3 separate regions of the Mus musculus genome follow, and regions 2 and 3 are each linked to region 1. A link is a loop called in an ENCODE intact Hi-C map of the cell type or tissue named here. Cell type or tissue: heart. All regions are shown on one strand.

What was found. A loop is a pair of places that touch in the nucleus more often than their neighbours do. Peaks named below come from ENCODE experiments on the same cell type or tissue, not always from the same donor. Only the 100,000 strongest peaks of a DNase experiment are listed, where the experiment ranks them.
Region 2: it touches region 1 in a loop (2.5-fold over the local background); 6 of 42 quality-filtered maps call a loop at or near these places.
Region 3: it touches region 1 in a loop (2.3-fold over the local background); 3 of 42 quality-filtered maps call a loop at or near these places.

What each region holds. Positions count from the first base shown.
Region 1 is chr9:30,840,476-30,848,475 of GRCm38, forward strand. No RefSeq gene overlaps it. Among named protein-coding and RNA genes, the nearest start is that of Gm31140, 35 kb to the right of the region's middle. In heart, a CTCF peak has its summit at 3,890; DNase peaks (open chromatin) are centred at 3,786, 5,616 and 7,976; H3K27ac peaks cover 2,195 bases.
Region 2 is chr9:30,777,694-30,785,693 of GRCm38, forward strand. Gm31013 (a long non-coding RNA gene) reads right to left here and starts at 4,262. Exons shown (of 2, transcript XR_870607.1): 1 at 4,206-4,262. In heart, no CTCF peak of the experiment used is centred here; a DNase peak (open chromatin) is centred at 3,768; H3K27ac peaks cover 412 bases.
Region 3 is chr9:30,893,653-30,901,652 of GRCm38, forward strand. It overlaps Adamts15 (a disintegrin-like and metallopeptidase (reprolysin type) with thrombospondin type 1 motif, 15), which reads right to left. Exons shown (of 8, transcript NM_001024139.1): 8 at 5,503-8,000. Among named protein-coding and RNA genes, the nearest start is that of Gm31140, 18 kb to the left of the region's middle. In heart, no CTCF peak of the experiment used is centred here; DNase peaks (open chromatin) are centred at 2,179 and 3,259.

The DNA.
Region 1 (8,000 bases):
TTCAATGCTGGTACTTTTTGAATGCCAAAGAGGTCCAAAATACATCTCCACACATATTCCAGAATCATCTCCTCTGGCTCTTCAAGAAAAAAAATTATAGGCAAATCTGTCCAGTGCATGCAGCACAGAATCAGGGTATCTAATAATAGATAGATGCAGAAGGAAATGGAGGGAGGTCATCTTGCCTTTAGAAAGAAAGAACTCCTAAGACTGGACAGAGTGACTCCTGTCTGTAACCCCAGCACTGGGGAAGTGATAGCAGGAGAATCAGAATTCAAGGTCATTCTTGACTACATAGAGAGACAGGGACCAGCCTAGGCTACCTATGACCCTCCATAGAAGACAGACAGATAGATAGATAGATAGATAGATAGATAGATAGATAGATAGATAGATAGATAGATAGATAGATAAAAATGGAGAAGGAAATCCTACCAGCTTTCAGTAGAAAAATGAACCTGGAGGATATTATGTTATGTTAAGTCAAATAAGCTAGTCCCAGAAAGACAAGTGCTCCATGATTCCATTTATACTACAGCTACATATAGCATATATACATATATATGTATATTCATATACATTTGTACATGCTATCTGAAACAGTCAAATTTCTAGAAGCAAAGAAAGAGTGGCACTTGCCAAGGACAAGGGGAAAGCAAAATGAAAAACTTTTGCCCAGTGGGCAATAACCCCGACAGCAATATGCTCTGTAGCGCTGTACTGAACAGTCATAATACTGAAGTATGTACTTAGAATTCTGTTAGAATCTTCTGCAAAGTGTCCTTACCACAAAAAAAAAAAAAAAAGAAAAAGAAAAAGGGGGTCTTGGGAGAAGACGAGGGTCACAAGCATGAGAACCTGACTTCAGTCACCAGAACCCTAGTTTATCTGTTTGTTCGTTGTTTCTTCTGTTAAAGCTGGATTTAGCGGTGTGTGCTTGAGGAAACACATACAGGGATCCCTTTACTTGCTTGGTCAGGCGAATTAACCTACTTGTAAAAATACAGGCAATAAGAGACTTTGTCTCACGAATGAATGAATGAATGAATGAACTTATGAATGAATAAATGAATGATACATGAACAAACAAACAAACAGGTAACTGGCATCTGAAAATGACACCTAAAGTTGTCCTCTATCCTCTAAATGCACATGAACTTGCACATACATACACATGACAAAATGAAGTGCAGTTTGTAGAAATCATTTTTTTCTTCAACAAAACCAATTTGTTTTATTTTAAGGCACCATCTCTCAGATAGCCCTGGATGGTCTAAAACTCAGTATGGGATCAAGGTTGGCCTCAAACTCATGATATTAATCCTCTTACCTTGGCCTCCTAAGAGCTAAAATTATAAGCATGTACAACCACTCCTAGCAATATAACTATTTTTTAAATCCAAATGAAAAGGGTGGTCTTGATGTGTGCCTTAGTTTCCATTGCTGCAATGAGATACCATGACCAAGGCAACTCTTATAAAGGACAACATTTAATTGGGTCTGGCTTACAGGTTCAGAGGTTCAGTCCATTATCATCATTGCGGGATGCATGGCAGTGTCTAGGCAGACATGGTGCTGGAGGAAGCAAGAGAAGACTGGCTCCCACGTGGCTAAGAGGAGGGTCTCTCAGTCCACCTCCACAGTGACTCACTTCCTCCAACAAAGCCACACCTCCCAATAGTGCCATTCCCTGGGCCAAACATATTCAAATCACCACAATATCATTGAATATTTAAACTTGAGCCCTGATCATTGAAAGGATATGACAAGTGATTTTCTAAAGGAGGAAAAGTTGAGAAGGTCACACCATGTGGCCCCCTTTTCCCGAACTAATTCACAGCCTCTGTGCACAATACACAGGCTAAGAAGAGAATGACAGAACTTGCTCAGAGGAAGTAACGTTGATGACAGGCATTTGTGGCTATTTTTATGCATAGAAATGATGGCCAATTGTCAGGAAGGGATTGATTAAGAGAAATTATGGCTCTATAGATAATGAGCTGGAGGCATGGCTTAGCTGGAAGAATGCTTGGCTAGCACGGGTGAAGCCTGGGGTTCCATCCCCAATACCAAATACACTGGGTGTAACGATGTATGCTGGTAATCCCAGCACTCGGGAGGTAGCAGAAGGAAGGTTAGAAGTTCTTCTCTCATATAGCGACTTCAGTGCCAACCTGGGATGCACAGAGCCTGTACTCCCCTCCCCACCAAAAGATTTAAAAAACAAACAAACAAACAAACAAACAAACAAACAAAAACAGAAGAAACTAAGATGGTGTCTCTAAAAGTAATCAAGAAAAGTTCTGAGTCCTCAGGCCTTGGAACTGCTGGGAGGCAAAAGGTGGCCACTTTTGAGTAGCAAAATCTCTAGGATAGCCAAGCTGGCAAGTCAAGGGATGTGTGAGCAATTGCCACTGGAGCTGCTCAGCATTCAAGTGTTTAAGTGGAGGGAGAAACCCCAGATATGCTGAATGCTAGGAGTCTCAAGTCAGAAACAAATGGTGCACACAGTTTCTCTTCCCTTCCTCCTTGGCAGCTCCAGGAAGGTGTGTGTGGTCTGAGCATGGACAACCAGTGGCTTCCACATAGCATTTCAGCCCTAAGCAGAAGCACTAAGGCTCAGACAGGAGGTGGTTGTAACATTTACAGAACCAGTTGCAAGCCAGCCATTCTGCAAAGCTGAGCATGGAATGAGGAGGGAGGGGGTTCAGCCAAGCTCTTCGAGCCTTTGTCTGTAGATTTGGGGGAGACGTAGAGATGCTCCAAGTGCCTGCATTTATAAGAGATGCTTAGCAAGCTGGGTGAATGGTCAAGTTGGCTGGGAAAGAGGAAGCTTCAGAGGAAAGAGCAGGAAAGGGCCAGGCAAGCTGAGTGTGGTTTCCCTGCAAGAAGAGACTTGAGGTCAGGCTAGGGAAGAAATGAGAAGTTTGGGGGGGGGCTTGAATTGTCCTGGGAATCATCACAAAATCCCAAGAGCTGTTGGGCTTGCTATTCTCATTCTACCAAAGGGAAGACCAAGACCAAATATGTTAAAGAGCTCATCTAAGGACCTGCCAAAGACAGGTAGTGTTCCCAAACCCAGGTCTGTTCCATTGCTGAGCCTGGATCCTTCCCCACCCCAAAATGGTAAACTTCTGTTTTGTAGAACTGTCCTCTAGGTCCTCCCAACAGCACAAATCTCTGGGACTATATACAAAAGCTTGCCCCTGCTAAAAAAAAAAAAAAAAAAAAAAACATGGGACAGATGCAATAAACAAAATCTAGACTCAGGGAAAACGCAGCTTGCAGTTCCTGAAGGGACTTCTATCACCTAGTCTAACCTGCACAGTTAGGAATCCTGAGGCAGAAAAAGAACTCACATGTAACAGTCCAAAATCCAGGAGGAAGGACTCAATTAACTCTATGGTGGGTTACAATCTTGGTACTCTTCGAAAAGTACAACATTTAGACAATGTCACTGTGGATGGGCTAAGAGTCTTGGCCTCAATATACAGCCAGATATGGTCTGGCCCCAGATGTTGGTCTCTTTTAAACACATCAACAGCTTTCAAAAAGGACAGCATGTCTCAACTAAGCCTAACACAACCCATCTACGACTTGCTGGCCTGTTTATTTGTTCTGCGCATCTGTTTGGCTACAGAAAGATGGCTAGACCTGGGAGAACAGCATTCCTTGCCTGCAAGCCTTCTCATCAGCTGGACAGATGGGCCAGTTAGCAGGGCTCACAGGAGGAGGGATGTTAAACAAGACCCAGATAGCAGCTGACCCAGGCCATCGGACTCCACGTGCCGAGGTTGAGCAACAGCGCAGACAGCTCCTCCACCTCCGTCTCACCATGCCTGTGCTGACCCTGCTGGCAAGGAGCTGATGGCTGGGGTGGTATCACTGCTGGGAAATAGACTGGTTCCAACCCCCCTCCCTCTCCCTGGTGGACTGACTCCCTCCCTCCCTCCCTCCCGGTGCTGGCTACATCTGCACTGCTGTCATCATGAGGAGAGACTGGAGCCTGGAATACAGTCAGCTGATAGGAGCCGTGCACATGTTTGGGACCTTGACCCTGCCTTCCTTGGTGTGAGATGAGAGAGCTTGGGCTGCACTGACCTGCTCTTGACTGGCCAAAAATGAGGTGCCTTCTCTCTCTCACACTCTTGCCACGGACAGTTCTGAAGCCTCCTTCGGAACACCTGCATCCCAGCACACCCACACACAGATGCAGTCCAACCTGGGAGCTCTAGTCTTTGCAACCTGATTCCTCCTCTGGGAAGGCTCTCTTGGATCCCAGGAGCAAAGTTAAATGCCCTTATCGCTAATCTCCTCTGGTACCTTGGATTCACCTCTATGGATAGATTTAGTAAGAGAAAACCATTAAGGAAGCCTGCCTGAGTTCCAGTCATACCACTTGCTTGCAGGAGTTCCTGCAAGGAATATTTAATCTGGTAAGGGAGAGTGGCAAAGTGCTTCAAGTTCACCCACAGTACAAAGTGCTTGCAGGCGAGAGTCATGCACTACAATTAAGGTCTCATTCCATGGCAAACAACATGTGCAGTGGTGATCCTAGAAGTCTGCACAAGCTTCTCCATTGCCTAGTAACATTGTAGCCATTGTGATCTCATATGGAAACCAATTACTCACATATATGTGGTGATGTTAGTGTAAACAAACCAACGGTATTGCTAGTGTGTAGGTCCCGGAGAATACAGTTCTATCGCTTGTTTGTTTGTGTGTAGATTGTGCTTTCAACTGTTGCTTTAGGGTGTACTCCATTTTGTAAAAACTAATTTAAGTTTACTGAAAACAGAGTATAGCATGACAACAGCAGCCTCATACGTCTCGTGTTTGTTGTGTCTTTTGATGGCCTTGAGGCCTCGTGGAGTAATGAGTCTATATCTCTTAGGCATTTGTGGTACTCAGATCACAGCACAATTGCTTAACGATGTACTTCTCAGAGTCCATCCCAGTTAATAATGTATGAGTTGGTCTGTGTAGGGAAATAGCCATTTTTATATCTAGGTGATAGATCAATAGGTAGACCTAGATCTGTCTTTGTGAAAATCCCAGTAACAACACACACACACACACACACACACACACACACACACACACCTCTCCAAATATATCAACCTTGCATGCATATTTACAATTGACATTCTCAAGCATTAGTTATCACATCACCATCTGTTTATTTATATGCATTCTCCGTCGGGCTATGACTATTTTACATATCCCTTAAGTCAAGGCCTAGAACTCAGTGAGTGCTCAAAACTAAAACAAATACCAAACTGCTGTGCTGCCCCGTCCAGCATGGATACTATCAACTGAGGCAGAAAAGCCCAACTCACCCCCCCACTCCTCCCCAGTCTTTTGAATTTCCCAGAAGAATCTCAAATGGAACGTTCCAGGAGAGGCCTGGCTTTAATTTTAATAGATGAAGAGAGCCAAGTGCTCGGGAAATGCTTTATCCTGGCTTTCAAATCCTTTTCTCCTTATTCCCCAAAGACTCGGGCATCCACCTCCCTCTCTAGCCCCTCCCGTCTACACCCCTGCTGGCCTGGGCCCCGCCCCAGGCAGCCCTTTTTCCCATGCAATTTGTGACACTACTGTCCACTCCCAGAGACACAGAGGAAATCAGTCACCTCAGAGACCAGGCAGACTGGTGCCCTTCCCACAGCCATCAGACGGTCCCTTCAACACCAACCAGCCTTGCTGGAAGCAACCCAAGAGCCTCCAACGCCCAGTGACTCCAAACCAGAGCCTCCTGGGGGCTTCAAGGCCAGAAGGACCACACACAGGATGTGCACACCCCATCTGTGGCCTCCTTCCCACCCAGACCCCACACAGACACCCACACAGCCATACCTCACACACCATTCTGCTATACACAACAGCCCCTCTCAGGGTATCTGCTTCTTCCACCCCTAGGCGACTATTGAGTACACAGCACACTTAACACTCCCAGAGTCCTCCAAGCCTTCTGTCTGATCCAAGCATGGTCAAACTTTTTGACTACAGGAGAACAGAGGTGCAGGGGCCTAAAGGAAGAATATCAACTTCAGGCTGCATAATTTCAGAAAAAAAAAGGAGGGAGATTCAGACCCAAGCTAAATGTCAGCGCCCATCCATTTGAAGCCCTTTTCTAATTGTAAGATATCAGTACCCAGCATGGTGCTCACTCCTATAATACCAGCACTCAGGGACTGGGGATAAGAGAGGAGGATGGTGAGTTTGAGTCCAACGTGGGTATATAGAGATTTAGGCAAGTTAGGAGACAGAGTAAGATCATGGATGTGGGTAAGATGTGGGGAAGGAAGGGGAGAGAGGGGGAAAGGGAGAAAAGGGAAGGGGAGGAGAGGGGGAGGTGAGAGGAGGGGGAGGAAGAGGGAAAGGGAGAGAAAGGGAAGGAGAGAGGGGGGCGGGAGGGAGGGAGGGAGGGAGGGAAGGAGGGAGGGAGGGAGGGAGGGAGAGAGATTAGAGTTTCTCCTTTAGGTCAAGCCAAGAAGGAGGAGGTCTAGAATCCCAGATCTGACCATGTACCTAGTGGAAATTCCACAGTCCCTCCACCTCTCTCCTGGCTTTTCTTTCTGTGACAGGGTTTTCTAGGAAGCTTTCATTGGATGGAAGACTGTCACAGCTCAATCCCAATGTTCTTAGAGCATCCACAATTCCACAACCATCAATCCAGATGGTGTCTTAGCCCTATCTTATTCCTTCCCATGCCCTCTGCCCCTCTCTGCATGATTACAGACATCGTGCACACGCTCATGAATGATGTTCCTGCTGGGCTACAGTCTGTTGTTCTTGGTCACAAGAGAGCCACTTTTGGATACCAGGCAAAGATCAATGGCAAACAAAGCCACCGAGCCACCAGTCTTTTCTCTAAAGCCAACATTTGCCCAACAAGGACATATATACTTTGAACCTCAAGCTCCCTACGGCTGAAATGCAGTTGCTGCCACTTTCTGAGACACTGAGGTCTCCTCACCTTTGCATTTCTGCAAACTCTTGACATCATGTTGGGAAATATGGGTAGAGGGTTGGCCATATGCAATCTTGAAGATGCTGCAGGGAAATAAATGAATGTATACTTAGCTCTCAGCTCTTCTCAAATGTGTCGTGTCACAGAATCTTGCTAATAGAAAGGTGACCGTGTCTAACCTTCTGCATGATGTCATCAGGCATCACTGCAGATGGGAACCATGCACTGGATACCAGGAAGGAACAGAGAAGAAAGATTGTCCCTTAGTTAAGATCCCATGATCTCCTGGGGAGAGAAGATCACATCTCTTCTCACAGGTGTATATTAACTGTAAAGATAATGACGCAAGAACTCAAGAACCCTCATGGGCCAATGAATGGGACTCCAGTAGAAACAGGAACAGACAGAAAGAAGGACAGGGTACCAATGTGACCTACAGAACAGACCCAAAAACGAGCAACAGGTGCTCACTGAGAGCCACAGAGCTATACCTGGGCCATGGCCCAGAGCACACACCAGAGATCCAAGAGCTGTCATTAAGTGGCTGCTTACGGATCAAGACCTTCTTGGCCTTGCTTTAGGTAGATAATGTCTCTATGTTTGCAATCACTTTAGAAGTGGTTGGTGTCATTTGTTTATGCTCCATCCCCAGTGCTGCCCCTCAAATAAGGCCCTCGATTTCTCCTTGGTGATTCTCAGTTCAAATTTGAACCCAACATTTATGGTCTTTATGGTAAATCAAGGAATCTTTCTTGTACTAGATCTAGAAAGTTCCCAAGGGCAGATTCATCTTGCTTGCTTTCCCCACAGCATTAAAAAAAAAAAAACTTGAGCCAACAATGTCTGCTTCATTTGTGGCACCCTGGATGACAGCAGAAGAATGGTGGGAGCCCCCAGGGAAATCCTAGGAGTGCTGGGTCCTGGGCCCTTGGTTCCCCCACCCTCCTCCATCTGCCTCCAACTGCAAGTTCAGTGTGGAGTTGAAGGCCGTGTGACTAGGTGAAATTTGACATTCAAAGTGGCAGGC
Region 2 (8,000 bases), 63 kb before region 1:
GTTCAGTTCCCTCACCTAAAAGGTGAGCTTTTGCTTATAGCCAACACATACTATGAGCAATATTTTTCAAGCCTTAACAAACTATATTGTTTAGAAAATGGTCACAAGAAAAACATATCCATGATCAGTAACAGTCAACTAACATAGGCCTAACTATAAAGATAATGATCTGTGCTTGGTTAAATACATGGGTCTGCAGCCTGCAGACAACAAGGAATGATTGTAGTAGATAATATGGGAAGTCACTATGCCCTAGAGGGGTCCACAGTAGGACAGTAAGTACACACAGAACAATAGTGCCACAGCACCACGGAACTCAGGCCATTTGATCTGGCACGCCCTAGGGTGCTGGTCAGTGTCAATGTTGGGAAAGATACAACCCAGGCATTTTTTACAAACCCCAGTGGAAAGTCAGGATGAAAGCCTCTGTGATTCTAGTGTTAGGATCTGGCATAGAAAGAGTTCTGGAAATATTAAGTCTGTGTGGAGACAGGCTAGGGCATGAGACACCAAGTTAGGACATACTTGGAACCAGCTCCTACGAGATGAGTTGTGCTTTGTCAGATCCACCCAGTTCTTTAGGATTTTATTATTATTATTATTAATGTATGAGTAAGTGGTCCAGACTAAAGCCACTATACTTGTGGTAATTTGTTAAAGCAACAGTACCCTTCTCACCTTACCATTAGATTTCATTCTCCATATTGGAAGAAAGCCCATACCAATGGAACTCTAGCTAACAGATCAACCAAGCCTCAGTGCTAGCTTTGAGAGTTAGTCTTTAGGTGACTCTAGTCTAGTGTTCTGGATGAAGCTATCTGTGTGGCCTGCCTAAATTACTGACCTACAGAAACCAGGTTAATTTGAAATTATTATTATTAATACTATGTTGAGTGTGGGGGATGATTTGAGTATGGATCATATAACATATAATAAATAACAAATGTTAATAAAATTTGACCCTAAAGGAATAATCTAAAATCAGAATAACACAAATGTATGGTCATAAAATAAGTGTTGATATTCTGTATGAAGCAGCTAGCAGCAGCATATTATGTTAAATGATTCACAAAGGGAAATTTTTCATTTTTAGTACAACCTTGAAAATGGGCATAGCTGGAAATATATTTAATGGTTAGAACATTTGAATAGCATCCATGAAACCCTATACTGAAAGGGAGGAAGGGACAGAGGGAAGAAGGAAGGGACCGAGGGAGGTCGGAGGGAGGGAGGGACAGAGGGAGGAAGGAAGGAAGGAAGGAAGGAAGGAAGGAAGGAAGGAAGGAAGGAAGGAAGGAAGGAAGGAAGGAAGGAAAGTTTTTTATATGGTCTTTTTTAAAGTCAGCAGGTCATCTTTGCCTGTATTTAAGGCTGACCACTTGAGATTGAATAACTGTTGGCAGGTTCATCCCTGAAGAAAACTTATTCTCCTTCCCTAGGCAGTCATTGATTGCCTGTAGTGGTCCCTTTAGAGGTGGTGTCTTGTGTCATTTCCCCCATCTACATTGGCATGTGGAGTGACACAATCATCGTGCATGCCATGTCCACTCAAACATATTGTTGAAATGTCATGGTATAGCATCCCTCTCGTGTCTAGAAGACACTATCTAGCAGCACGTGCCCTAGTCCACTGCCTCTTACAGTCTTTCCACTTCTACCACATTTTGCATAGTGTTCCCTGGCCCTTTGGTGTAGGGGTTACATTGTGAATATACCAATTGGGGTTGGGTTGCCTATGGTCACTTGTTCTCTGCATTTTGACTAGCTGTGGATCTGAACTCAAACACTGAAGCCCCATGCCTGAAGTATGTAATGTCTTCAGCAAAAGAATCATACACTCAAATTCTGGGAGGCAATGAAGGCCTAGGGTGATAGCCGATATTGTTTGAGGAGTCTCTAAGACACCTCTGACCAATGGACTCAGCAGGAGAGCTGACTGTGAAAATACTAATTAAAGGAGAGGCCATTGTTTGGAGAAGGCATGAGAGTGATGTAAGAGGGATTTGAGGGAGAAAGAGGTGGAAATCATGTGACTACAACACTCATGAATAAAATCCCCAAATATATAAATATCATATATATATTTAAATGTATACATATTTAAAGCCAACAAGGTTAGAGGTGCTTATCTTCCTTTATGCTCACTAAACCAGTTGTCTTTTTTTTTTGCTAGCTTAATTGTACTTCATTTTTATCATACAATTGTGATCATTGTGAGTCTTCTAAACATGTAACTTTTGTGAACTCACTGTTTTTCTCCATTTCTATTGCAACATCCGTTGTTTTTCTGTGCTCGGGATGCCATTCTTTTACACATATGTCGCACATTTTTGCTTGTTTGGTCATGTGCTTTTCATTTTGCTTCTGATGTTCTTGCTTTTTTAATTAAACCCAAATGTTGAGATCACATAGGGCTTGCAATGTACCCTGGGAGCTGCAAAGGAAACAGGGCATATCCCTTCGGCCCTGATACTCTTTAGGATGTAATTTGGGGCATGCCTGCCAGCCACACATGAACCACCAAGTGAGAAATTCTGTGTATAGATTTACACAGAGGTTAAAATTATCTACTGTAGAACAGCATAGAGTGACCGAGATGATTAAGCGTACAATAAACATCAATTGCTTTAACAATTGTCACAAAATATCTCACAAAACAAATTAAAGGAGGAAGGATCTCTCTTTGCCTATGGATTCAGCTAATTCAGTCTAAGGCAGTATGGTTCTATGTGCTAATCGGATAGGGGGCAGCAGGGGCATGTGGAAGAGGAAACTGTTCATCTGTGATGGATAAGAAAGAAGCAAAGAATGAGAAAGAGTCTTGGTGTCTAACTTTCAAAGGCACACCTGAGACCATTTTCCTCCAGAGACCTAACCTCCAAAGAGTTTTCCATAATCTTCTAAGAGAGAGCCACCAGATGGGAAGCAAGGGTCTAACCCGTGGGACATTGCAGGTTCAGACTGTAACAGTGGCCTTTCAAGATGCTAGACAATGAAAAAACATAATGACAGTGTGTGCCATGTGAGTTTGAGACAAGCTAACCTGGATTGTGGTAGACACACTTAATCAACACGGAGGTGTTAAAGGAGGGGTTCAAGAACACGTAACAAATCAACACTGAGGTGGTTAGCACTGCTCCCCATAACATTGCAAGAATCAAATAAGCAAGAAGGACAGGTCTTCTACTCATGTTGTTCTTATTTCCCTTTTGTCCCTGCCAATTCACAGGAAAAGTGATCTGAGCCAATTTCTCTAGCCCATGTGATCTGCATCTCAGATTCTATTGGTCCTAAAGCCCTGGGCCTTGCCCAAACAGACACGGGTCCTGAGGAGAAGGCCCTGCCTCCATGGTTTTGAGTAAGACTCCCCCTCTTCTCCCCTCCACCCAGGTTCAATCATTGAGTGCTCTGGCACTCATGTCTCTTAAATACTTGAAGAAAGTTCACCCCACAACGTTCCTGGTGCTATGATGAGGCCTGTAAGCTCATTTAGGGTCTACTCATAAATCTCTCTGCCCCTCCCCTTCAGTGCTTCAGTGTCTCTTTCTTCTCAAGCCTGTAGAGCCTTCTCAAATCTCAGTGCTCACTGAGGTCTCAGGGAGGAACTTGTACTCACCACTGGCCTCTGAGGAACTCAGCCTGTGAAGCCTCCCCATGGAAGGCTAACATCCCTCTGTTCTTCAAACCAGAGCAACCAAGTAAGCTCACCAAGGCCTCTTGCCTCTAGACACGGCCAAGCCCAGATACAGGGAACATAGCGGGATGTTATCATTAGGTATGGGGCAGGAATCCAGGGCACTTAGGTTCTATTCCTGACTCAACTTGAAATTTGCATAAGTCACCACTGACTCTTGTGGGGACATGACTTTCCTAACCACATAGAACTGACTAAACTTTAAAGGTATGTCTATCCCTGGTGTCCAGGTACAAGGCAGCGTGAAGGAAAACCTGACCACTAAAACTATCATCTCCATGCGTGACAATGCTACCACCATCATTGGGAGGATCCCATGTCTTTCAGATATACACTCTCTCTTTCCAGAATCCCATGTAGGAAACAGCTATGAGACAACAGTGAGAGTCAAACACCAAGTTATAAACTCTAATTGGTCTCATTTGCAGATCCAAATAATAAATTTCAGTAGGTATATGTCTTCTCTGCCAGAAATGCACCATAATCTAGTAAAACTTCAAAGGAAACATACCTTCATGACAGATGAAGGAAAAGGTCCACAGAAATTCAGTGATTTACCTAGTCACTGACTAAAAGTAGCATAACAAGGTCTCTGGAACACCACTATGCCTCCCCAAACCATTCTAACTTTAGAAACTGTATCGGGTAGCTAGGAGACACTTGATAAAGCATTTTGGAAGGTGAGTGGGAAGCTAATTGACTTGTGCTTAGTGATCATGTTTCTTTTCAGAGTCTCTTATACTCTACCCATGAAGCTAGTCAAGTCTCCATGTTTATCAAGTCAAGGCTCTATATCTACTGGTTCTTCATCTGAGGTTTCAACCAACCACTGATTGAAAATGTTTGGGAAAGAAATTGTACCTGTGCAGGACAGTGCAGATTTTTCCAATTAGTCCTAAAACCATATAGTATAACCCTCTTTATTTAATATTTATATCATATTGCAACAGGAACTCTTCCAGGCAGAAGCCCTATGTCTAGCTGCTCCAACAGGCTAGGTTCAGCTTCCCATCCAAATACAATAAAAAGTGATGATAAAAAGCAGACAGAGGAGATTTAATTAACCCATTCACCCCCACCCTGCAGTTTGACTGAAGGGAACTGACATGAGCTTCAGCTTTCAATAGAGGCAGAACTGAGGCAAAACCCAGAAGGTTTGCATCACTATGCTGTTCTGGCTGAGACTAGACTGGTTGATCATTGTCTTAGTTCCTGCTCTTTGTGGTTGTCTGAAGAAGCCCACTTCAGAGTATCAACCAATTGGGTTTTACTAGGAGATTGCTTTTAATCTGGGGAGTAGATGTGTATCATCAATAATTATTCTCAGAGGCTTTGTTCTTTTTTAGAATTCAAGATGACCCCAGGCTTAGGACAATAATATACCTCTGTGCCTGCAGCCTAGAAAAGGTATTAGACATATGTTAGGAAGACATGACTTGAGTGACAGACATGACATGAAGCAAAGGAGACAGACATGAAATGAAGACATCTTACAGACTTTCATCCTGCTGTTAGCTACATGGACCTAAGTAAGGAGTCCCTGCTTGTTAGTAAAAGTGGTTTCTACATGCTTATTGTCATGTTGGGCATTATATATCATCTAGAGGTGATTTAAAACCTGTAGAAATTCTTATGTACATTACAGAGAGCAGCCATCTGAGTGCTGAGAATGAAACTGGACCCTGTGGAAGAGCAGCCAATGCTCTTAACCACCAAGCCATCTTCCCAGGTCCCAAACTTGAGACTTAAGTGAGGAGAATCATCATGCTCTGTCTGCACTTGAGAACACTTCCTAGAACAGGTATAGACGATCTAGTGATTGGTCCATGTGTTGGATGCATCTGTCCCACTGACCTAAGAGTGTAGTTGGTAGTAATAACAGATAGTTAGAAGCGGCTTTTCTAGAGAACACAGGCTCCTCACATGGTCCCACAAGGACTGACTATAAAAGCTTGATACAGGCCTAGCATCTCTTCCTGCATTTTGTGTCTGCATTCTTTACTTTGGCTTAGACTCCTACTTGCCTCTATGTGGGCATGTTCATCACTGGCCCAGTGTGTGTTCACTTAGCCTAACTCATTCTGCCCCTGCCCACCCCATCCCAAGGCAAAAAAAAGAAAAGAAAGAAAAACAAAACAAAACAAACAAACAAACAAAAACCAAATAATCATACGTTATTGTCTTTACCCTTTCTTCTTGAGTCACCATGAATTCCAGAAACAATGAGATGCATATTTGATGCAACATGGGACTGAGACTACCACCAAGTACCAGTGAGCCCAGAAGATAGAACATTCCCAAGATGTGAGCAATTTATCTGGAATGAGCAACTTCACCTTGGAGCAGATCATCTTGTAGAAACCAACCTGGTCTCCTCTGACTGTGAGTCACAATTTAGCAGACAACTCTGCAGGAGCTGAGACCGTAATGAGCAGGAGCACAACTTGACCAGACTACTTAACCTCTTGCCCACTGCCCCAGTTCTTCCTCTATTTAGACCTAAGTCTTTATCCGTAGCCTGAAGACAAACGTAGGATTATTAGATCCCTTTACCTGTTCCTTTTCCCAGTGGGGCCACACTGAGCGATCTCCCTCCTCTGCTTCTCATGAGCAGTTATCTCTTTCATTGGCATATTGAGAAGAGTGGCTGACCCTAGCTTGTTGGGGTTACCAAAGCCCAGGTTTTTTTGCCCTAAAAAAATCTAATTTACAGTAAGACTTTTGGAATTAAAATAGACAATGGGATTCCATGGGATGACATTGTTACAACTGTTAACTGTATGCAGAGACTGCAGGGGGGTCTTCTTCAGCATCACCTCCCTCCCACCCCCTACCCCACCTCCACCCTGTCTTCTAACACCATGAGTCCTCACTTCAAGTCTGATGTTAATTCTAGTTCTCTGAAGTCCCTTTGGGAGCCAGAGCCTGAGCCTAGAGTCACCCCTGGCCACTCCTAGGGCCAAGACTGTTCACCCCTTGAGGCCTGTGCCTGAATGGACAAAAGAGGCCCTTTGTTGCCATTACAGTGAGTGGTTGTCTTCTCCCTAGAGCCACTAGCTTCTGTGTGCACAGGTCTGCCTTCTCTCTTCCCAAGACACTTTGATCGCCCTCCTATTTCAGATCTTGCTGACTTTTCAACACCCTCCCAGACAATCAGCTTCTTTTCTTTTCAATAACCAAGCTGTTCAGATTTCACCTCGATTCCCTCCAACAATTCTAGCAAGGAGGAGTTCAGGGAAGCAGACCCTAAGAAGACACCTGAAGTCCCACATTGATTGGTAAGGGATGATGAAAGATCTTCCATAGGGCTCAAAAACATTTGGAGGAATGAAAGACTTAATGAGTATAGAGTTATGGGAAATGGTAGCCTAAGTTAAGAGCAGCAAATAAAATACCCTAAGAAATCATAAAAGCTGGGTCCCCCCCCCCCGCCCCAAGGGCAGTTGGTCAACTCTGTTTCTGGCATTACCTTTGACACTGTAGTGCCCTTACTATCCCGTAGTGTCACTTGTCACTTCCTCTCTACTATCTTGTCTATATCCCTACTCGGTGTTATTTTAAGGTCTCAGATTGTGGGGTCCCAGAAACTTATTGACCATATACAGAATCTATGGTGGGGCATTTGAAAAGAGATCAGACTCACAAGGCAGTTGGTGTCCTTTTACAAGTTTCATAGAGAATGTCGAGGTCCCACACCTTGTAGTTAATGATAAGTGCATGGTATTCATTTACATTCAAGCTATCTGAATCGTGTGGGTGGCAGGGAAGAGTGAAAGGTTCAGTCCCTTAGTTAACATGTGTCCTTTACATGGCCTATGTTGCTTGTAGCCCCCAGTAGCATAGGGTGCTAAGTAAATGTCTATGGGGGAAGTTACGATCACAGGTCCACAAATATTCATTCTATATAGTACCTGCCATTTCTTTTACAGCATCTATGAAAGTATCCGTAGAAAAAGGAAAGGGGATTTTCATCACTGTACTATGTGAGAACGATAGGCTAATATGTCAATGTCTTTCCACAATGTTGGAAATTATTGAATATCAATATATCTACAAGATATAGTAGTTTCAAGGGCAGCAATTTGCCATATTACCCCATAAGCCTTGGTAATATGACCAAGAGGAATGCAGGTTCATATTAACTCTAATATCACACAGCACTTGTGTGTGTGTGTGTGTGTGTGTGTGTGTGTGTGTGTGTGGGCACATGCACGTGCACACCCACAGTTTACCAAATGAATACAAGAAGCTACAGCAGGGTTATAAAGATTTCAGAAGTGAAGTGAGAGGAAACCAAGCCAGTCAC
Region 3 (8,000 bases), 53 kb after region 1:
TGATGTAATGTAGCCAGGGGGACTATCACCAAAGCCAATACAGGCTCTTTCAATCTCAGCCTCCAAAACTACAAACAAAATAATCTTGTTTTCTTCATAAGTTGTCCATGCTCCAATATTTTGTTATAATAGTGTAAAAAGGACTAACACAGCTCCGGTCTGGAAGCCCTATCAAAGAGACATCTCTAACTATGATGGTTTGTACATGCTTGGTCTAGGGAGTGGCACCATTAGAGGTGGCCTTGTTAGAGTAGGCATGGCATTCTTGGAGTAGGTGTGTCACTGAGGACATAGGCTTTAAGACCCTCATCCTAGCTACCTGGAAGCTACTCTTCTCCTAGCAGTCTTCAGATAAAGATGTAGAACTCTCAGCTCCTCCTGGACCATGCTTGCCTGAATGCTGCCATGCTCCCACCTTGATGATGATGGACTGAACCTCTGAACCTGTAAGGCAGCCCCTATTAAATGTTGTCCTTACATGAGTTGCTTTGGTCATAATGCCTGTTCATAGCATCTATCCCTTCACCTCCAGGGCTACTGCTTACTCACTTACCAACCTAGACTGCTATCATGAGATAGCTCGCGGGGGTTCTTATCTCCTGCCTGCATTTCTGCCAGTTGTTCTCTCTCTCTCTCTCTCTCTCTCTCTCTCTCTCTCTCACACACACACACACACACACACACACACACACACACACACACACACACACACACTGTGTCTGTGTGTTTCTGTCTGTGTGTCTGTGTGTCTGTGTACATATGTATGTCAGTATATGTTTGTGTTGGTGCACATATGTGTGCATGTGTATGGAGAAGCCAGAGGTCAACCTCGGGTGCCATTTCTCAAGAGACATCACCCTGGAATTTTTGGTTGTTTACTTGGTTTTTGTTTTGTTTTGTTGAGACACGGTCTCTCAGTATCTAGAAACTCTCTGGCTGGCCAGAGAACCCCAGGGACCTGCCTATCTCTGCCACCCCAGCTCTGGGGTTGCAAGCATGTGCTACCAAGCCTATATTTTTAAAAATAAATGTAGGTTTTGAAGATTAGAGTCAGTTCTTCATGTTTTTACAATTTGCATTTTACTGACTAAGCAAACTATTCACCTAGGCACCCTAAAATGTTCCTTATTCAACTCTCTCCTCACCCCACTCTTAAATTGAGTGTGTTGTATATGTCCTGGAAGCCTGGATGACAGGAGAAGGTGGGTTTGAAGGAGAAGGTGAATATGTTGATATGCTTTTTTTTTAATTATTTTAGCCTTTTAAAGAAATAGCCTTATTTAGAAATAGCTAGCAATAGTTGAAGGTACACATAGTCCATGGTCCAGAAACACCATTTCTACAAAACTCACAGGGTCTGTACACTGGAGAGCATGTACAAGAATGTTCACAACAGAATTATGCAGTGAACTACTCGAGACAACCTACACATCCGCATTCATATTCACACACTGAGAAAATATATCAGACCATAGGGACACTGCACTCCACTCAACTGTGTCCACACAAATGGCTCTCACAAACACGGAAAGAAAAGAAAGTGATTTGGAAGGAATAGCATGTAACATGCTACCCTGTCTATCCGCAGGCTTGAAGTGTGCAAGGCAGGATACCCACTGCTTAGGAATACATACCTGCACCAGGAAGGGATAAACACCAAAATGGAGCTAACACTTGCCTGTGACAGGAGAAGGGCACACATCGAGGCATCTGTGGAGGTTTTAACTACTTCCTGACTAACTGATTGACGGAGTTGTTGAATTATGAACTTTTTTTTGAGACAGGATCTCACTATGTAATGCTGGCTAGCATCGAGTTCATAATCTTCCTACCCCAGCCTCCTGATTGGTAGGATTACGGGGGCACACAACACACCCAATAGTGTTTTTTATATTTTGTACTGTGTGGTTGGTACCTAGGTTTTAGTTTATTATTCTTTGTACCTTCTGTATATCTCAAGGAAGGTGGCAATGGTTCTAGATGTTTCTGGAGAAATAAGGGACTCTGTGCCCAGAGTTTGATTTACTTCTTACACTTTTCTCATCCTTTGTCACTCACAGTCGCTCAGACTATCCCAGGTTTCTGAACTTCTCTGAGTCAAGGTTCATTTGGTGGCAAAGAGGTTTCCATGTGCCAAATCCCAACCCTGAAATGGCAGCAGCAGCACCACTGGGAGTCATGCCAAGAAAGCAATTAAGAGAATAGGTTTCCTAGGAGGGGACATTACAGGAATCCTGGGCAAGTCCAGGGTGTGTTGATGGGCGCTTCGGGAACCACAGAGGCTGGTCTCAGGAACATGCTCCCTATAAGAAACTCTTCAGGGCAAGGCAATGGGTTGCATAAATGACTCCCTGCCTCTTTAAGAGACAGACAACTAAAGAACACTGATGGGCAGCTGGAAGGAAGCCCCTCCGACGCCCCAGTCCACCCCCACCCCTGCCCACCTGGCACACCTCACCAAAAGAGGGCACTCCAAGAGATTAGTACCCTGACCACACTTCTCTGGGACACCCAAAGGCTGCCCTTTCATCAGCAAACCTGCCATGTTTGCTGACTCTCTGTGAGAAAGGTCTTCCTGTGGTGACTACAGATTCAGGGCCCTGGTTCATCAAAATAATTGGTCAGAGTCAAGGACTGAGGGTCCAAGGCCCTATAGTTTTGTATGGGCTGTAGCAGGGTGGGAAGGGGACAGGGAAGCAAAAACAGGATTTAAGATATATCTCTGATATCACCAGGCCCCCACTGTTCACCGGGACTATCTTCAGTCCATGTTTCCCAAAGTACAATTTTTCGTTGTTTTTGTTTGTTGTTTTGTTTGTTTTGTGTTTTTAGATTCCCGTATCTGACCGTCTCCTTCTCATTTTTTCCTTTCTTCCCAAACAGCTCTTTTTAGGATGGAGGCAAACTGTTCTGATTCTTCCTTTGGGAATGCCTCCTATCTTCTTTACCACATTTCTGTCCATTCTTAGAACTTGATCTGCATTACTGACCATAGCCCAGAACAAGACAATGAAAGGGCTTCCCACTAAGGCTCCAGAGGAAGATCTGGGTGGGGCAAATCACCCAGGGCCTGGGGTGGGCAGACAGGGTGAGAAATGAGTTTGCTCTATGCAGGGCTCAGCTTAGCAGCCTATCCTGCTTGGGATCCGTGAACATTTCATTATAACCTCCTCAGAGCTATGTGGCTTGGGAGGTGACACGGTGGCATCTGACAGGCCCAAAGGGGTTTGTTGCCAGGATTGCAGCTTGAAGGCTGACTCACCCAGGGAGGGCTGGGTACAAGCCAAGGATCAATGGAAAGACTCTAGGGTCATGCACGATGCCCTTGGCTCTGCCAGCTCAGCCTGCTGGAGGCCTGCCAGGACTCACTAGGCATGCATGCAGAGCTTAGCTCAGAGAGTCAAAACTCTTCTGCAAAACTATCCCAGCTTCTACACACACACAAGCGCGCACACACACACACACACACACACACACACACCCCTCCTCACTAGGATAAAGATGTACTTTCTTCCTACAGAAGCATCACAAAGCAAACTGTTCTTACCCTTCATTAAAAGCCAGAAAAGTTAGGACACTGCTCCTTCCTTCACTAGAAAGCTTAGAAAAACACACAGCAGGCTTGTCCATTCCTGAAGGCAGCTTACATGGCCACTTGACTCGATGTTACCTTGGCCGTTCTCCTGAGACTCCAGGCCTGGTTGCACAGCAGAACCAAACCTCTTCTGTTTCCTCCATTGCTGACACCCCACCCCACCCCCAAAACCAGTTCACATGAACTTTACCTTAGATAAGTCCTACTAGCAATTGCTGCAATGGAAACCAGAGGGCAAACAAAAACTACCCCCAAGAAGATAACCATGTCATGGGTAATATTATAAAGTTATCACAGTATGAAGTTATTACAGGAATCAATTAAGCTTAGGCATTGACCCAAACCCCTCAATGTCCTTCCCAGGCCCCTGGTAGCCCATAGAGTCTTGTAGGTTCTTCTGCCCTTTCCCAGAACCCCTAAGTGCTGAAGCTTTGTGCAAATCTCCTGTCTGTCCTCCTCATCAGTTGTCCAGAAGGGGCTGTCCAGCTTACAGAGAAATTAGTCCCCATGGCCTTGCTCAGCCAGAAAGTCAAAGAGACAAAGCCATTTTAATAGTCAGAGTTCTCTAGAGTCACAGAACGCAAGGAATGTCTGTATATTAAGGGAATTTATTGTAATGACTTATAGTCTGCAGTCCAACTAACCCAACAATGGGAAGCTGTGAATGGGAAGTCCAAGGATCTAGCAGTTGCTCAGTCCCACAAGGCCAGTTGTTTCAGCTGGTCTTCTGTATAAGCTAGAAACCTGAAGAGGTAGGTTCCAACAGATGTGCTGGCAAGTAAGTACAAGCAAGCAAAAAAAAAAAAAAGAAAAAAAAAGTGAGCCTTCCTTCTTCCATTGTCCTTATGTACGCCTCCAGCAGAAGGTGTGGCCCAGATTAAAGGTATATACCACCACCCTGGATTTGGAATTTGCTTTGTCCCAGGTTGGCCTTGAACTTATACCTGCTTGCCTCAGTCTCCTGGGACCAACGGCATGTACAACCTTGGCTGAGCCTGAACTTTTCATAGCCACTATGCCTCAAGATCTGGATTAAAAGTGTGTGTCATCCCATGTCGAGATCCAGGTGAAAAGTCTGTGTCTTCCAACCTCAAGTTCTGGATCACAGGTATGCCTCCCATTTCTGGATTGTAGCTCATTCCAGATGTAGTCAAGTTGACAACCAGGAATAGCCATCACACCATCTACTTGTGATTCCAAACTAAAATAAGATAGTCACCAATGTCTCAACTACAGCTGTGCCTACAGGCCAAAAGACCGCTGGATTTCAGGGCCCCATCAAGGATGATTCAAACGATGCTTCTCACTTTCTACATAGAAAATGAGGTCCTAAGAAAGGACCTCAGGTTTCTGAATGTTTTGGGGGGATTGTTTGTTTGTTTGTTTGTTTGTTTGTTGTTTGAGACCTAGCCAAGGCCTGCATATTTGCTGAAATTGTCAACCCAACATGGAACTAGGAAAAGGTAGATATTCTGCCAATACAATGAATCTTTTCCTTAGGAAACAAGGTTTTCCCTAAGGTGAGTAGCAGAAAGTCCTCTATAGTGGACTATGCTGGCCTGTCCTCGTGACTCATCCCCCACCCACCAAATACAGACCAAGAGGTCCTCTCTAAGACCCCAGCCTGGACCTGAACTCCTCTTCTGTAAGACTCATGACTTGTTATACTATCCACCACTCACAAACACTGGGACCAGGGTCTCTTCGTTAGCACTGGTTGGCTTTCTTCTTCACCCATGCAGATTTCCAGGACACTGCCCCTTTGCTTTTTGGCCTAGGCTCTACCTCCTCATCATCTGAGATTTCATGCAGTGGGATGACGCTACCATTGACCCTGTTGTCCCCGACACCCCACCACAGCATGAAGAATGTGCCCATGGATGAGATACAGAGACAGACACAAGATGCAAGTTTTAAATATATCCTACTTTATTAGGAGGAGGTCGCTGTCACCTCAGCAGCCAGCTCCCATGTATACACAGTATACACACTCAGCCAGTCGCCAGACCCTCTCATCCTTCTGCAGTACACGAAATGCAAAAGAAGCAAGCCCAAAGGGGAAGAGGCTCTAGCAACAGTATCTAGAGTCTCCAGGAGCCGACTTCCACGCTGGGCTCCTTCCAGCCTCCTCCCTAACATGATGAGCTCCATAAGAGGAGGGATTGGTCTAAACCCTCCAATCAGTGCACACAATAGGCAGAAGAGACTAGGGGATCCCTAACCCAAAGTCTTACTGGTCCATAACCCAATGAAGATACTCCTGGAGCCCCCAGAACGTCCTTCTCCATAAGTGTGAGACATCACTTTGACTTTTTATTCCATCATTAGAAACCTGTGCCTCCACCTCACCTCTGCTCAGCACGGGTTGACAGAAAATGTTCAAAAGCAAGACAAACTTCCCAAGTTGTCTTCGTCATAGTTCTTTTCAAAAGAAGAAATTTTAAAACAAAAATAAAAACTATTGTGACAGGAAAAAGAGTGTGGATACCTGGCATGAGTCAGGAACAAGAGTGGCCATCCCTCCTTGAAATGACTTGTAAAACAGCTGACAGCAATGCTGTTAGAGGCCAGTCACCTTAGTGAGAGCACCTCACTGCCCACCTGCCTGTACCTCGACCCTTTCCACTCAGCCCAGCAGTGCCTCTCTTCACAGGGACAGAATGCCCCAAGCACAGGGCACCATGTTCTCATCAGCAAGCAAGGCTCCCCTTCAGCCTCAGGCCCTGGGGACCTTTTGTCACTACAACTCTGACGTACTCATTTTGTCGCTATAAATCCGAAGTACGATGTCCTTCGCCAGTGATGGCATCCTAGTCTCAGAGGGTCGCATGCCCTTCACCCACTGTAGGAGTTCTGTTCTAGGTCTACAGCCCAGAGACAGACCAGGGTTAGAATAACAGTCTAGAGTAGTCGTTCTCAGCCTGTGGGTAGCGGTACCTTTGGAGGTCAATCTACCCTTTCATAGGGGTTGCTTAAGACCATTGGAAAACATAGAAATTTACAGTATGATTCACAACGGTAGAAAAATTAGTTATGAAGTAGCAATGAAAATACTTTTATGGTTGGGGGTCACCACAACATGAGGAACCATATTATAGGTTGCAGCATTAGGAGGCTGAGAACCACTGCTCTAGGGGCTAAGCTGGTCTGTGGATTCTGACTACTAGGGAACATGTAAAAGGACTGACAAAGACCCCCCTCCTCCACAGTGAAGACAAGGGTTTTGGTCTTGTCTCCATCTAGTCCTCCGCTGAGGTCCTGGATGTACTGCCGAGTCTTTGGAGATGTCCTATATACATTGGAGCTTCCAAGTCTTCAAGAATTACCCTGCTATAAGAAACACCTGGATTTCTTTTTGACTGCCATGTCTACAAGAATGACAGATGGGTCTCCAGTGTCCCAAGGTCAGGGTACTGATTCTTAAGTGTTTCTAAAACATGATCCCAAGGAACCTGAGGAAGAAGATACCCTACCCGACTCTGTCTTTGTATTTAGAGCCCCAGCTGATAGCCAGGCTATGGGATCAGGAAAGCCACGCACAGACTTATTTCCGTGGCTGAGCACATCCTGCTGAGACGGGTGAGAGCACCAGGTTACTTCTGTCCTAGAGAGCATGATCTGAGGTAGCAAACAATGAAGCCCGTTTACCTACCAGAGAACTGAAGGCCGGGAGACATAATGTAGCATGCCCACAGGAGACAGCAGGAGCTGCCAGAGTAGAAGGCTGACTTGCCAGCATGTGGGTTCTCAGCACCTCACCCTCCCAGGCACAACCACTTCCCCTCAGTGGGTACAGGGCTATGGTCACTTTGGAAGGTCCCTAGGGCAGTGCATGATCTTCATCATCAGCCTCTCTTACATGTTCCTTTCTAGATGACCAAAGTGTCAGAACTCCTTTTCGCTATCCCAGGATGACATTCTTCCAGGCCAGACCCCACAGCTCCATACCTACTCATCCTAACCCTACTGAGAGCAGAACCCTCTAGAGCTTTTGTGTTCTCTGCTTCAGCCACCAAATCATCTCCCCTTTGACGTGGCAAGCATCTGTTCGTCATATTTGCTCTCTCTTGATCAACAAGTGGTCCCTGTAGTTTCTCTGGCTGCCTTCGAAGCATCAGGGGCCACATCAAGGCTTCCCCAGCTGGTCTAATGCCTTAACCATCCAGGTTGCAAAATGCTGGTCTTTCAAGGAGGACCAAGATGGAAGATGAGCAAACAGGGAAGTTGCACCCAAATGAACCCAATCTCATTGTCCCTTTGGCTTCTAGTAACCCCTGAACAGTTTTACTCTTAGATCCACATCAGTCAAAAAGAAAGAAGGCAGAGGCACCACCAGACCCCTGCCTTGTTCAGGGACAGCTCAGAGCTCCCAGGATCACCTGAGGGTGCCAAGCTGCAGGCCATG